2 separate regions of the Homo sapiens genome follow, and region 1 is linked to region 2. A link is a contact called in ENCODE Hi-C or POLR2A ChIA-PET data. All regions are on one chromosome and are shown on one strand. The core of a region is the stretch at or near the end of the contact, and the rest is flanking DNA. Distances in the headings are between cores, read along the strand shown.

Evidence for each region. A loop is a pair of places that touch in the nucleus more often than their neighbours do. ChIA-PET counts read pairs that join two places held with the same protein, here RNA polymerase II (POLR2A). Pooled maps may share reads with other maps.
Region 1: a loop to region 2 is called in a map of Calu3, with 4 times the contacts of the local background. The contact joins the enhancer-like site here to the promoter of LINC02735 in region 2. A Hi-C loop is called at or near these places in 1 of 168 maps with a recorded cell type or tissue (Calu3) and 1 of 50 pooled maps. POLR2A ChIA-PET finds 5 or more read pairs at or near these places in 2 of 52 experiments (MCF 10A and activated CD4-positive, alpha-beta T cell).

The regions. Positions count from the first base shown.
Region 1 is chr11:56,880,004-56,887,622 of GRCh38, forward strand. No RefSeq gene overlaps it. Among named protein-coding and RNA genes, the nearest start is that of LINC02735, 35 kb to the left of the region's middle. Within about 2 kb of position 5,273, at least 8 of the 41 ENCODE cell types and tissues checked have a DNase peak (open chromatin) inside an H3K27ac peak, as active enhancers do.
Region 2 is chr11:56,844,303-56,851,822 of GRCh38, forward strand. It overlaps LINC02735 (long intergenic non-protein coding RNA 2735), which reads left to right and starts at 4,176. Exons shown (of 3, transcript NR_110137.1): 1 at 4,176-4,313.

The sequences.
Region 1 (7,619 bases), core at 4,023-6,522, 37 kb after region 2:
TATATTTATGGCAATATAAATCAAGAAACTTAGAAAGATGCACTCCTTTGGTGTTGCAGTTATTAAGCCTTTAATGAAACTTTTAATGGCAGCATAAATGCTGAAAGGTAATTTGATAAGAAGTGTCAATAACTTTAGCATAAATTCTGAAAGGTAATTTGATAAAAGGTGTCAATAACTTTAAAAACAGTCAAACCCTTTAACGCAGCATTGCCTACTCAAGGCATTTATCCTACAGAAATAACACAAATAAATACTATCAAAAAGGGTTTCATTAAGCATTATTAATAGTGGAAACAATTGGAGATTCACGTAACCAATAATAATGGTATTTCTAAATAGAGGATGGTACATACTTAATTTGGAAAATTATGTAGCCATTTAAATTGTGTTTTTTTAAAGAATATTTTACATAGAGAAAAATTAAGAAAAAGATGTTAAGTGGATAAAAGCAGGATACAAAACAGCAATACTATTAAATGTGTGCAGTTTTATTTCAAACATATGAATAAATGTGTGTATATTTGTAAATATATATGTGTGTGTGTGTGTCTGTGTGTGTGTGTGTGTGTGTGTGCGCGTCTAATGATCTCCCTAAAAGGGACAAGGCCATCAGTATGTGATAGAATTACAGGTCATTTAAAAAAATTCTTTATATGTCCTATAGAGTCAGAAAAATATAGAAAGATGATTAATAGGTTTCTATCCTCAAAAAGAGTTAACATCCCAGCAGAAAAGATATAATTTACACATGGCATAATAAAAAAATATACAACCGAATATGAGAACTAGACTTCTGCTGTCTCATCCTCTGTTCCTCCTTTGGGAAATTACCTCTCCCTCAACGTGATTGTGTCTCTAGTAAGGCAACCTCATCAGGTAGACTTGCAATTTCTTGGGCTCAGTCACAAGTGGGGTCTACAATCCAGGCCAGCTCACCTGGTATCGCTCTTTGTCGGGCCACAGAATGAGTGAGAGTCCACCTGGGTCCCATTTTTACACTTTAGAAAAGAGAAGATCTTTGTATGAATTTGAAGCCCAAACTTCTAGCATTGACAAGGAAGTAATGTACCTGAGAATGAAGCTAACCTGGAGAAGAACTGAGTTGAACATTGAGAAAGAGAGACATTAGGACAATATCCTGAAAAAAAGTAATTTTTGCCCAGTAGAACCAGCCATGCTTGAAGACATATGTAACCCTGAACTTTTCTGTTTTGTGAGCCAATAAATACCTTTTTTTATTTTCATTTTTTCAGACAGTAAATTCCATTTTCTCTTAAATCCATTTGATCTATGTTACTGTCTTTCAACTCACATGGTCATTATTGATATAAACACATCTTTCAAAGACATAGCATGAGTTATTGAATCAGGGGAGAAACAGGTCACTTCCAGCCTGATGACTGGGAAAGGCTACTCAGAGAAGGGGCAATCCGAGCTGGACCTTGGAACAAAAGAGAGAGTAAGCATAAGGACCAAAGAAACCTGGAATTTATAGAGGTATAAATGTAAGGTATTTGGTAAGATGCTTTTACTGAAGGAGAGACTTTGTGTTGGGAAGCAGGAAGTGATGGGCTGGGGACAACACTGTAATTATCAGGCTAGTGGTTTTAGAAATTATCCTATAAGCAATGAAATATCCATTAAAGAATTTTAGTAAGTGTGTGACCTGTTGAAAATCATCCTTCCAGAAAAATAATTAGTGTGAGAGTTATACCTAATGAAAGTATAAAATTGGCACCCTCTTCATCCTTTTCCTCCTGTAATCTCTTCCCAGGGAAATTCACTAGCTAATCTCCTGGTCTTCAGTTTTCCATACTGATTTATCCTCCATACATTGTCTGGTGGACTTTTTAAAAATATGTCTAATTGTGGCACTTAAAAAGTCAGGATGTTTCTTAATGTCCATGCTGCAACATGGATAAATCTCAAAATGATTATGTTGAGGGAAAGAAACCAGACCAAAAAGGAAAAATGCATAGTATATGATTCCATTTATATAACATTCTAGAAAAAAAAATGACAGAAAGCAGAGCAGTGGTTGCCTAGCAATGGGGAGAAGGTGAGGAGGAGGGGTGAGAGTGTGATAACAGGGGGATGAGAGGACTTTAGGAGGCAATGAGATAATCACTGTCTTGTGTGCTAATGGCTTCACGGGTATATACACATGTCAAATTTTGCACCTTACATACATGCAGTTTAGCATTTGTGGAATTGTTACACAGTTATACCTCAATATAAATAATACCTCAATAAAGCTAGTTTAAAAATAAAGTGACAATGACGATGTGGTCCAGTCTCAAAGCAGAAAGCAAAACAGTACAACTAAAGACCAGTTTTTAAAGTAGTTCAGGCTATTTTCATGTATTTTCTGAACTCGACAGCATCAACTCTCTAAAGCGCCCTTATTCTTTCTTGATCCAGCTTCTTCCAAATTCCTTCGCTGTTCCCACATCCGTTTATTCTAAATTCCTTGAAAATTTTACCTTCTACCATCAGCCATAAGGGAATAGATTCTCTATTTTTTCTAAATCATATTAAATCCAGTTCCAGACTCCAAATGTTGGCAAGAAGTTCTCAAATCAAGTATTTTTGGTATTAACCACTGCCCTTTTATTGTTTAAGGATCTCAGGGTACCAGAAGAAAAGAAATAATAGAAGATGCCTCATCTTCATTCTGTGGTCATCCTTATCACTGTTGATCGTTCTGCTACACAAGGCTATTTTTTTACCAGTTAGCATTCAGTAGTTCTTTCATTGTGCCAGGCATTAAGCTAAATGCATTTTCTTACTACTCATAACAACCCCATAAGAAAAGACACATGGTACCCCCTTTTCCCACTCACTTGCCGTCTTAGTTCGGGCTAGTCACTTACCTTCTCTGATCACCAGTTGTCTCTTGTAAAGCGAGATGTAAAACTAGGTGGCTCTTCAAACTCTGACATTGGTTTTTTTCTTTATTTACTATACATACCAATGCCAAATAAGGTGCCGTAAGAAAAAAGAAAGGTGGATTGCACACTGAAATTGGGCTCGTTTTCATAGACTGAACCTACATGGACATTTACTGGCCTAAAGTAACTTTATCTCTTTCTTTTCTTTTCTTTTCTTTTTTTTTTTTTTTTTTTTTTTTTTTTTTTGAGATGGAGTCTTGCTCTGTCACCAGGCTGGAGTGCAGTGGCACGATCTCAGCTCACTGCAACCTCCGCCTCCCGGGTTCAAGCAATTCTCCTGCCTTAGCCTCCTGAGTAGCTGGGACTACGGGTGCATGCCACCACGCCCAGCTAATTTTTGTATTTTCAGTAGAGAAGGGGTTTCACCATGCTGGCCAGGATGGTCTATCTCCTGACCTCGTGATTGGCCTGCCCAGGCCTGCCAAAGTGCCGGGATTATAGGCGCAAGCCGCCGCGCCCAGCCAGTAACTTTATTTCTTTTTCAGCGTACTCAGAACAGATTAAGACTACAAGAAATCCCTGAATACACAGACACATTTAAAGTTCTTGGAGACCATCTGGTCCCTGGAAGAATTCAAGACTTGATTTCTGAGCACATAGAAGAAGTCTGAGGCTAGGCAGGTTTTTTCTGGGATCTGGCAGGGACCCAGCCAGGACATGGTGTAACACGGGCAGTGGTATTCCAAGGACAGGGTGATGGGAGCAGTCTACGCTGGTAGAAAAGATGATTTTATCACTGGCTTTAACAAAATTATTTTTAAGTGGCAATCTTCAACCATATGTGCTGCTACTTCCAGCAGTCTCTTCCAGGACTGCTGATTCAGCATGGCAAACTTCCCCAAAGCATCCAAGGCCACAGTGCCAAGTGGCAAGCATCCCTGTGCCCCCAAAGATACCATACAACACAATATATACCCAGCTTCAATATGGCAAGACTGGGCTCTGCTTCACGGGAAGCTCAAAGCCTCATCACAGGAAACTCATACATTGCTACTGACAGTATAAGATTATACAACCCCTATGGAGGGCCATAGAACAAAACTGCCTACATTTTCACCTTTTGACTCAGCAATTTCACATTAGAAACTTACCCTGAAGATACATGTCCTAGATATCCATGCAATGAATATCATGGATATTAATTATCAGTAAAAAATAATACACTCTACGGTGCTTAGGGGTGAGGTGTCACAATGTCAGTAACGAACTCTCAAATGAATCAGAAAAAAAAATGGATGGATAGTTGAACTGAATGAATATAGATGGATGGATAGAGAGCAAAGGATGAATGGACAGAAATGAATAATGACAGAGATAAATGATTGATTGACTGATAGCACATGCAACGTGAAATAAATAAAGCAAACATGGTAAAATTCTGAAAACTCATGAATCCAGATGATAGAAAGATAAGTATTCACTTCCCTATTCTTGCACTTTAGGTTTGAAATTTTAAAAAATAAAATGCTGAGGAAAATTAAACCAAATTACTTTGTTCTTAAAAGACTGAGGGACCATGGGCCAAGGACCTCATGAAACTATAGGATAAACTTACGGCATTTCCCAAAATTGAAGTGAGGCTAAACTGGATATTACTGAGCAGGAAGCAAAATAGCCATGAAGTTTTAAAATAAAACTGCATCAACCAGTCACTTGAAGCCACTTGAAGCTTGAACCCTAGAGCTTACATTTATTTTCCTTAAATATTAGAGAGTATTTAGGGAAAAATTTGAAGAAGCCATCTTCATTTCCACACCTTTTAAGCTATCTAACTCCTTGCATGAGATTTCCTCTCTTTGAACCTGATTTCTCCTTTGAGAGAAATGGCATTAACACTTATCACACACTACTATTGTGAGAATTAAGTAAAATTAAGAGGTATGTAAACATGAGGGATGCATGGCAAATGCATCACGAGTGTCTCTTCTCTTCAATTTCTTTCTACCAATAGTGTACCTAAGAGACCAGCTAAAGGTCATTGGCAAACCTAAAACGATGTCCCATTCCCCGAGATATTCATTCGTGCATTATTCATTTACTTAGCAAATATTTAGCAAGGACCTAATTTTATGCCAGACTCTACAGTGATGAACAAAACAGGCAAAAATCCCTGCCCTCCTGGATGTTGGAATTTAATCCCCTGCTCTTTCCTCCACCACTCCCTGTCTCTTACTTGACTAGTTGAGCACCGTTTTGGGTGTTCCTGAGAACAGGCCTCTGTTTCTCCTCTTCCCCCATGAGATAAGGCAGCAGCTGAGACCACAGAAGTAAATGATTGCTTTGAGTTTGTGTGAAAACAAGGCCACACTGCCCCACTTGAATCCTGCCCATGGCAGGATCAGGGCTAGCCAATAGCAGGCTGTCAGCACAGCTAAAGCAGTCCTTCCTGAATGTCTGCTTTGAGACAATGAGACTCTTTTAAGCCAAGGCACCAGTAGCTAATTTGAGTGTTTTTCAAACAAACTTTGTTGAAATTATAAAGCAGCACTTCAGAACAGTTGCCCTGGGAAAAATGGGAGTGCAGTTTACACAGTGTTCATACACACAGAGCCAGGGTGTGCCTCAAGTTAAATGAACCCATCTGGGGAGCAGATCGGCCCTGATCATAATGAGCAAATCAGCCCATGATAAAAATAGCTGCACTCACATGCACTTATAATAAAGTAGATCTCAAGGATCTCAAAGCACATTATAAACAGATAGGTAAGTAGTGAGCCAACAGAAGAATCCCTTTATGTTCAGTCCAACATTCTATATGGTTCTGTAGCTAAGAAGAAAGGTTATGTTTTTCTCTGTGTGACACAATGGATCCAGCTGGAATAGCTCCTATGGAGAACATAGAAAATCTTGTACTCATTATAAAATCACAATTATCATAATAATATTAACTTGGTACCAAAGTAATTGCTGTTTTTGCCATTACTTTTAATGGCATTAACACTATTACTAACCTAATAACAGATTTCTGCATTAAAACCATACTTGTACTTTCATTGTCTCTTTTGAGCCTCACAACGGCCCTTTAAGATAAGCAGAATAGGTATCATATCTAATTGAACAGAGAAAGAAACTGAAGTTCAGAGAGGGTAAGTGCCTCATATAAAGATGCACAGCTTTTTAGAAAGAAGTAGCATAAAAGAGACATGAACAGTTTTTATGCTAACACTGGCACTTTTTTGCTCTCTTTGCTATCTTCAAAAACGATCTTCTTTCTCTGTTGGTTACAGAGTCTGAATCCTCAGAACCTCAAAGTGGCATAGGCTGGCATCCAAGCCTGTTGTAGAATTCTTTTTAATGATTTCCATTTTTTTACCATAAAGAGCAATGCTTTGGTTTTGAGGGTGTTACTATAGAACTGTCCATAAACTTGATCTTTTGGTTGATTTATGACATTGTGGAGCTGGAGAATGTTCATTTCTTAATTTAAAAGGCGTGAAGGATCCTGAAGAAGAGAGATTCAAAGTGGGACAACTGTGATTCCAAAAATCAAGCCCTTGTCCGTGGGAGAAGGAAAGATCAACGTGCTTCTTCAGTCTGTGATGAATGCTTTGATGTTCTTTCTCCCACTGCTTTTATTGAACTAATACATGTTTGTCTCTTTTTCTTGCCCATTAACTGACTGTATTCCCACTTCCTTTAGGAACACTGAATTATTCAGTTCAGAGTTCAGTGCCTGGCGATTGCATGTGCTCACTGAACATTGCTGAGGTTGAGTAATATGCTGACTCGGAGATAAATAAATGATATCAGTAGCTAATATTTACTTCGGGGACATCTAGGTATTATCTTAAGCACGATACATGAATTAAGATATTTAATCTCTACAATGGAAAGTCTATTAGGCATTAGTATAATTAGCTTCCTCTCTATTTTAGAAATGTGAAACTGAGGCACAGGAAGATTAAGGCACTTGTCCCAGTTCACAGCACTAGAAGAAGCGATCCTGGATTTTGAATCCTGGAAATCTAGCTCTCTACAAAGAAACCACATGCTTAGGAATGGAGGGAGTTGGGCAGTGTGTTTTCTTTATTTGTTTTGTTTCATTTCAGCAGCTCCTCATACAGAGAAAAGAAAGTTTTGTTCATCTCACATCTCCAGATTATCTAGTGTAGCCATCAGAAAATAATAAGTTCTTGTGAAAACTTCAATAAATTACATGAAGACAAGATGGTTTTTGGCAGCAGGAAAAACTTATATAATACCTCTGACCAGTTTCAGGCTGAGAAATAGGGATACTGGGATTTTGAAGGTCAAACTGCTTTGGCCAAGGGATACTGCCTTGAGTATCTTAAGTAATTGAATACACATATTTGAGTCACAGTAATCCCTATTCTGCTGCCCTGTTGAGAGACGATGTGAAAATGGCCCAGTTGTCTTAAAGATGGTGAAAAGTCCTAGAGGCACAATGCTGGCCCATGGAAGCCACTCCATATGGGTTTGGTGGATGGATTCATAAATGAATGAATGAATCATTCACCTTCAACCAGCAAAAGATGCCTGCTTTTCAAATAGTTCAGTGTGGGATTCACACCTCAGAATCTTATCCTTAAAAGAACTTTGGTTTAAACACTTCTTTTTGTAATTGTTGTAATCTTCAGCATTACATCTGAGGCAAGGAATTTACCAAATTTTCCACCAGGAAGCATTAAAATATGAGGGAGCCAG
Region 2 (7,520 bases), core at 2,926-5,425:
AAAAGCGAACAGAAGAAACAAAGAGAACATAGTAGAAACTAGGTAAAAAACACCAATCTGGAATTTTTTGTTGTTTTTTTAATGAACAAAGCTAATAAACTACTACAGATCTCTCACTTGGCCTGTCTCAGGTCCTAGCACAGGAATATTTGTCACCAGTTAGTTGAGCTTATTCTGATTTGGCTAAGGTTCCAGCAGTGTCTCCAGGAATCTCTGGAAATAAGTCAGTCCTCCCTCCAGACAACAATGGCTCCAAGCATCCCTGGAAATAAACATAGGATTGCAGTAGACCAGCTAAGATTAATCTTGTATTTATGTATATAACAGCGCTTCCTCAAACCAGAAGAAGACAATTAAGAATTAAACAGTTAAAACAAAGACAGAAACAGTATATTTGGCTCCATTTCCACTCTTCATCCCTACCTTCCCCCGCATTCAAATATTTCCCTTTCAGCCTTTATCGGGACTCAGAATGTGTCTGAAATCTTCTTGAACTCCAGCTTCAATTGAGACTGATTCCTGCTCTTTCTCCTGGAGCCAGAGTTAGTTGTGAGAATCACCAATACCCAACTCATGGCTGACTACTCTTATGTCTGTTGCTGGAGTTAGTGAGTTCTCTCTCCAGCCTCAATAACTGTGCTGCTCCCAGGTGCAAACGGGATGTAACTGTTTCTGTCCCTGCTACAGATGAAACCTTTTGAGAGGTGACAGCATGCTGGCAGCCCTCACAGCCCTCACTCGCTCTCAGCGCCTCCTCAGCCTCGGTGTCTGCTCTGGCCATGCTCTAGGAGCCCTTCAGCCCGCCACTGCGCTGTGGGGGCCCCTCTCTGGGCTGGCCGAGGCCAGAGCCAGCTCCCTCTGCTTAAGGGGAGGTGTGGAGGGGGAGGTGTGGAGGGAGAGGCGCGGGCGGGAACCCAGGCTGCGTGCAGCAATCGTGGGCCAGCACGAGTTCTGGGTGGGCGTGGGCTTGGCGGCCCCGCACTTGGAGAAGCCAGCCATCTCCGCCAGCCCCCGGCAGTGAGGGGCTTAGCACCTGGGCCAGCAGCTGCGGAGGGTGCTCTGGGTCCCCCAGCAATGCCAGCCTGCCAGCACTGTGCTCCAATTCTTGCTGGGCCTCAGCTGCCTCCTTGCAGGGCAGGGCTCGGGACCTGCAGCCCGCCAGGCCAGAGCCTCCCCTGCAGTGGGCTCCTGCCGGGCCGAGCCTCCCCGATGAGCACCGCCCCCTGCTCTAAGGCACCCACTCCCATGACTGCCCAAGGGCTGACTAGTGCTGGCACATGGCGCTGGACTGGCAGGCAGCTCCACCTGCAGCCCCCTGTGGGATCCACTAGGTAAAGCCAGCTGGGCTCCTGAGTCTAGTGGGGACTTGGAGAACCTTTATGTAAGACTAGGGGATTGTGAATGCATCAATCAGCACTCTGTGTCTAGCTCAAGGTTTGTAAATGCACCAATCAATGTTCTGTGTCTGGCTAATCTAGTGGGGACTTGGAGAACCTTTATGTCTAGCTGAGGGATTGTAAATACACCAATCAGCACTCTGTGTGCAGCTCAAGATTTATAAACACACCAATCAGCACCCTGTGTCTAGCTCAAGGTTTGTAAATGCACCAATCAGTGCTCTGTGTCTAGCTAATCTAGTGGGGACTTGGAGAACTTTTGTGTCTAGCTCAGGGATTGTAAATGCACCAATCAGTGCCCTGCCAAAATGGACCAATCAGCTCTCTGTAAAATGGACCAATCAGCAGGATGTGGGTGGGGCCAGATAAGGGAGTAAAAGCAGGCTGCCAGAGCCAGCAGTGGCAACCCACTGCCGCTGGGTCCCCTTCCCCACTGTGGAAGATTTGTTCTTTTGCTCTTTGCAATAAATTTGCTGCTGCTCACTCTTAGGGTCCACGCCACCTTTATGAGCTGTAACACTCACCGGGAAGGTCTGCAGCTTCACTTGTGAAGCCAGCGAGACCACGAACCCACCAGGAGGGACGAACAACTCCCGAAACGCGCCTTTAAGAGCTGTAACACTCACCGCAAAGGTCTGCAGCTTCACTCCTGAAGCCAGTGAGACCACGAACCCACCAGAAGGAAGAAACTCTGGACACACCATCTTTAAGAACTGTAACACTCGCCGCAAGGGTCCGCAGCTTCATACTTGAAGTCAGTGAGACCAAGAACCCACCACTTCCAGACACACTTTTGATCTTTTGCAATGGTTAAGACTGGACACTCTGAGCCTCGCCTGCTCGTGTGGCATTGGCCTCATACCAAGCTTTGGAGCCTACTTGCATAAATTGCTTTCTACCCAGATTGCAGGATTTGCATGGTAAACTCTCCAGCAGTAGAAATGGAAAGGACTTTGAGTCAAGGGAGGAACACAGAGCAGGCAGCACAAAGACACACATATCCAGAGATATCTCGGGGATATTTTGCAAGCCTTCTCCTGAGGGCTGTTGATGGACTTGAATCCATTAAAATTGCTGCTTCTCTAAAAGCTTGACTCACTGTCCTAGAAACAATGTATATCAGGGTGGACTACAACTAGGATTTGGATGACAGTTTAACAATTCAGGTCCTGACTTGAAAAACCACTATAGCACTCCAGCACGTCTTTTTTCCCACCACAAAAACAATAATGCTTGGAAGTTCATAAGCAAGTAAGCTGAGTTTTTGATTCAGCAATATAGTCAGGACTCATTAAATAAGGGTGGGAATTATCCCTATGCCAAGGAGCCAAATGCTACTTGAATGTAAACATGACTTGGGAACACAGAAGGTGAATCTCATGTACAACAGGATGCAGAACTGAGAAGCAAACCTCAAGGAGGGCCTTGCAAGTGTTAATGAGTGAATGCCATCCCCACCACAGCCAGCCTGAGTGCATGTTGGAGACCGCATGCCCCAGGTTTCCTCCCACACAGCACAGAAAGGAATGGTCAGAGTTACGCAGTGATTTACATTCACCCTCTGATCGGGAAGCCCAGAAAACATGGACTAAATCCCAATACAGTGGAGTTAGAGATAAATATCTAGGGCTGCTTTCCTCTTTATTTCATTTCCTGCTCATAGCAAAGAATCTGGTCATGGAGAGGGAAGCCTAATTCTAACAAATCTACTCTTAAACAAAACTATTTCGCAGCCCAGGGTTTTTGCAGGGACGATAATGTTTTCAGCCAGACTCTGCCCAGCAATTCCAGAATCATCAGGGATAAGCTCGCAATTCAATAAAAGGCTACAGAAGCAAACTAGGCATGGATGTCACTCCACAAGAATACACAAAGATTGATCATGGCAAGAGTGTGATGAACAAAAACAGTCCTCATATCTAGATTTACAGCCTTCTCTTCTCAGCTCCCCAGTCCAGGCAAAACATTTAGCCGTGGTCAATTTAATGCTATGCCTCCTTTTTCTGTCTCCAAAAAAGAAAGGTCAGAAGTGGGATGAACAGACCCTTGCAAGAAAATCGGAGTGGAAAATAAACCGCCCTCTCCGGGGAGCTGAAACCAGAAAATGTATGACAACTGAGCAGCTCATCAGATGGAGGGGAGAAATACCAAAAGACAAGAGAGATCAGGGAAGGTATGGGCAGAAATGAGAAGAAAAATTTTTCTAAAGTAGAAAAGTGAGTGGCTCCTGTAAGTTGCGAGTGCTAGAAAATAACAGAGGACAGGTGGAAAATAGGCACTTTGAATTTGCACTTAATAGGCTTTTGGTAAATGTAAAAAACAGTTTCTTCCTTTGAAAATGTTTTTAAAAAGCAAGATATTCACCAAAGACATATGAATGCCCATTAACAGATCAAAATGTGTTGAAACAAAATTGTGATTAAAAAGGCATCGTATTGACTCTACCAAAATGGCGAGTGGCAGCAGGGGACACACAGAGATGCTGCTGTCCCTGCAGTTCTCAATCCCAGTCCCAAGAGGTTCATTACGCTAACGGAACTTCTGTGCTGCGTGACTGCATGGCTAATTTGCAGCCGCTATCCCTCCAGCTAAAAAATGTCTAGACAGGGAGGCTCCTGACACAAATAGAGACATTAATGATTAACATGAAATTCATCTTTACATCAGTAGCAGGATAATGGAAGTTTATAGGAATAAAAGGCCCGTTGTCATTTGGCAGTTTGTGAGGATGAGCACATCATATTTTAAGGTTTAGGGTCTTTAGACACATACTCCCTTAGTATACTAAGGACCTGGAGGCAATCTTGCCAGACTTCCTCTGCAGGCATCTTTAATTTTCTTGTATCATAAATTTTTATCTTACATTCTATACAAGGGGGAATCACTGAGCTGATGAGTGAGCCTAACCATTTGCCCGTAAGTATGAGGCTTTGTTGTTTTATATTCAGTGTGAATATGATAACTCACATAACCTCTCTTATGAACCTCTCTTTTTCTCTTTTTGGGTGGGGGGGGGTGATTTTTTAAATGGCCTTGAAAAGAAAGCCAACTTCTGGTATTGGAGATGGAAGCAAAGAATAATAAAGAGTAAAAGTAATCGTTCTCAGATTGAAAACAAAAGATTTGCTGTAATGTAAAAATGGAAAATCAAATTTAGTAAAAGCTTATATCTACAAGTTGAATAAATTCAAATGCTGCTTACACAGAAATAGGAGAAAAATTTAATAGAACTATTTCAGGAGCATTGCCAACGCTGAAAAAGCTACTTGTCAAGTGAGAGATACAACAGTAGTGAAATCTGAAAAGGTGATTTACTTTTCATGCCAGGATTAGCACAGGAAAACAAATGGTTCTTAGTAGAAATGTACTTCAGGACAAAGTCAGAAACTTGGCAATACACATTCTTAAATTACACATAGTAAAATGTTCTAGTGAGCTTGTCTAATCCAAGTTTACTATTGAGTAGAAGTTTACCACTGAGTTGGTAAGAGAATTTTAAGGGCTGTTTTCCCTGCTTCATATAATCAAACAAAGAACATTGACTGACTTTCCTGATTTATCAGATATTTTTGTTTTTATGTTTTTCCTGAACTGAAAAGCCAAAGTGGCCCATTGCAGAGGAGGTTAGAAACCAAAATAAATGATCAACACAGACAGCATATATCTACAGTAGATGAAAGTGCTTTGGCACACAAATATCCCCAAGACAGATGAGCTTCTGGGTTAAAGCAGGTAAAAAGTGACTCATCTTCTTTAGGACAATGCTGAAGTCTTCATTTTAAGCTGGACTTGTTTCACCATTTAGGAAAACCCCCATGATGCCAAGAGAGAACAATAAGAACTTAGTGAGGGTATATTGACAGTATAAAAAAAGGAAAGAATAATAATGCCAGTATTTTTTCATGTATTAAAACATGTATCCCAGATAAAACATGTGTCCCAGAATTTAAAGTAAAATAAATAAATAAAATTAAATAAAAATGCTTCAACAATGCCACATGAAATAAATTTTAATAGTCTTCTTTATTTTAGTAACTTTATCCATTACTTTAGTCTTATATTTATAGAAATGTTAATGCCCAAAGAACCAACTGAAAAGTAGAGAACAGAAAGTTCTCAGAAAAAGAAATGTAACTGCAGCCCTAAACTTATGAAAAGATACTCATCCCTCTCATACAATGAAAATTAAGACTACACAGAAATAGCATTTCTCACCTATTTGGTAAAAATTCAAAAGCTTAATAATACACCAGCTTCTGGGGAAACTGTAGAGAAACAGGCACTCTCTCACATTGCTATAATGAATGTGCAGTATGTTTCAACTTCTAAGGAATGCAATTGTGTAATATCTATCAAAATTATAAATGCGAAATATCCATTGTTCTTTATCCATTGACAGATGAGTAGATAAAGAAAATGTGGTATATACGTACAACAGAATATTAGTCAGCCTTAAGAAAGAGAGAAATTCTGCCATTTGTGGCAACATGGTTATACATTAAGTAAAATAAGTCAGATACAGAAAAACACTGTATGATTTCACTTATATGTGGAATCTAAAATAGTCAAACTCATAGAAGCAGAGGGTAGAATGGTGGTTGCCAAGAGCTGGGGAGAGGGGAGAATGAGGAGTGATGGTTAAAGGGACAAAGTTTCAGTTATGCAGGAGAATTTAATACCTGAGATCCAACATATAGCATAGTGCCTATAGCAAGCAATACTGTATTGTATACTTTAAAATGCTAAGGGGGTAGATTTTACATTATGTTATTATTTTATCTTACCACAAAATAATAATAATAAAGAGAGCAGAAGGAAACTTTGGGAGGTGATGGATATAATTATGGCCTGGATGATTGCGATGGTTTCATTGATGTGTGCTTTTATTCCAAAACCTATTGAGATGAATACATTAAATATATACAACTTTCCATATGGCAATAATGCCTTGAGAAATGGTTTAAAAAATGCAAATGCATTTACATTTTGACTTGTATCTAGTAGTATCTTACTACTAGGACTTTATCTGATAGATATTCCTGCATATGTTCAAAATGACTTTTGTTAGTTATTCACTGCAGCATTGTTTAAAGGAGAAAAAATTAGAAAGCTCCCAAATGTGCATTCATAAGAGACTGGTAGACGGATTGCAATTAAAAATGAATGAAGAAGCTCTCTGCCTATTGATCTGGAAAGAAACCCAGGATATATTAATAAAAGCAAAGCAAAGGATTATGAGCATACTGTGTTACCTTTATATAAGAAAGAGATGGAGTGGGGACCAACAACTAAATTCATGCCTATATTTACATTAAAGAAACACTGGACAGATACTAAAGGAAGTAATAGAAGTTGTTGCTGGGACAGCCAGGTGAGAAGGACTCCCTGGCAGAGCTTCCAATCAGCCTGCGTACTAGGAGGAATGTACAATGGGATATAGTCACAGAAGTTTGCACCATTTGCAGCCCCTCATCTTCCTGTGTGGAACCTGGGATTCAAGCTGACAGGCAGGAAGCACACTAGCAGTAACTCTGGCCTTGCAGAGATTCTCTGTTCCCCTTTTTTTCCTTTTCCCCCAGTGAAACCCTACCTCACTCACCCTTAAAATCATCTGCAAGCCTAAATTTTCTTGGCCGTGGGACAAGACCCCATCTTTAGCTGAACTAAGGAAAAGTACTACATCATTTTCAATATGAGATTTGGGGGATGGGATAGAGTAGATAGGAATAGAGGTAGGGTAGAAATGAGGTTTATACAAGTCTATAGTATTTACCTGTCTGAATATATATCTTTTAAAGTAAATAAATGAAAGCCTAAAAAAAGGTCAATTAAATTTTTTAGTAAGTTACTAAAAGAGAAATTGCCATTTATGAGAGAAATTATGGGGGGACATGATGCAGAAATTTTTTTGTGGAGGTCCCACTGATATTTAAGTGGACAAGGTCCATGGATGGATCTGAAGGTGTCTATTGAACCTTGAAATTGAATACAAAGTGTTAGCTCTCTTCCCATATGTGCATATCTCCAGGGGAATTATCTATAGTTCTCATCAGATTATCAAAGAACCCCATAATGCAAAACAAGTTACAAAACTAAAAATTTAGGAAAGTCTCTAGACTTACT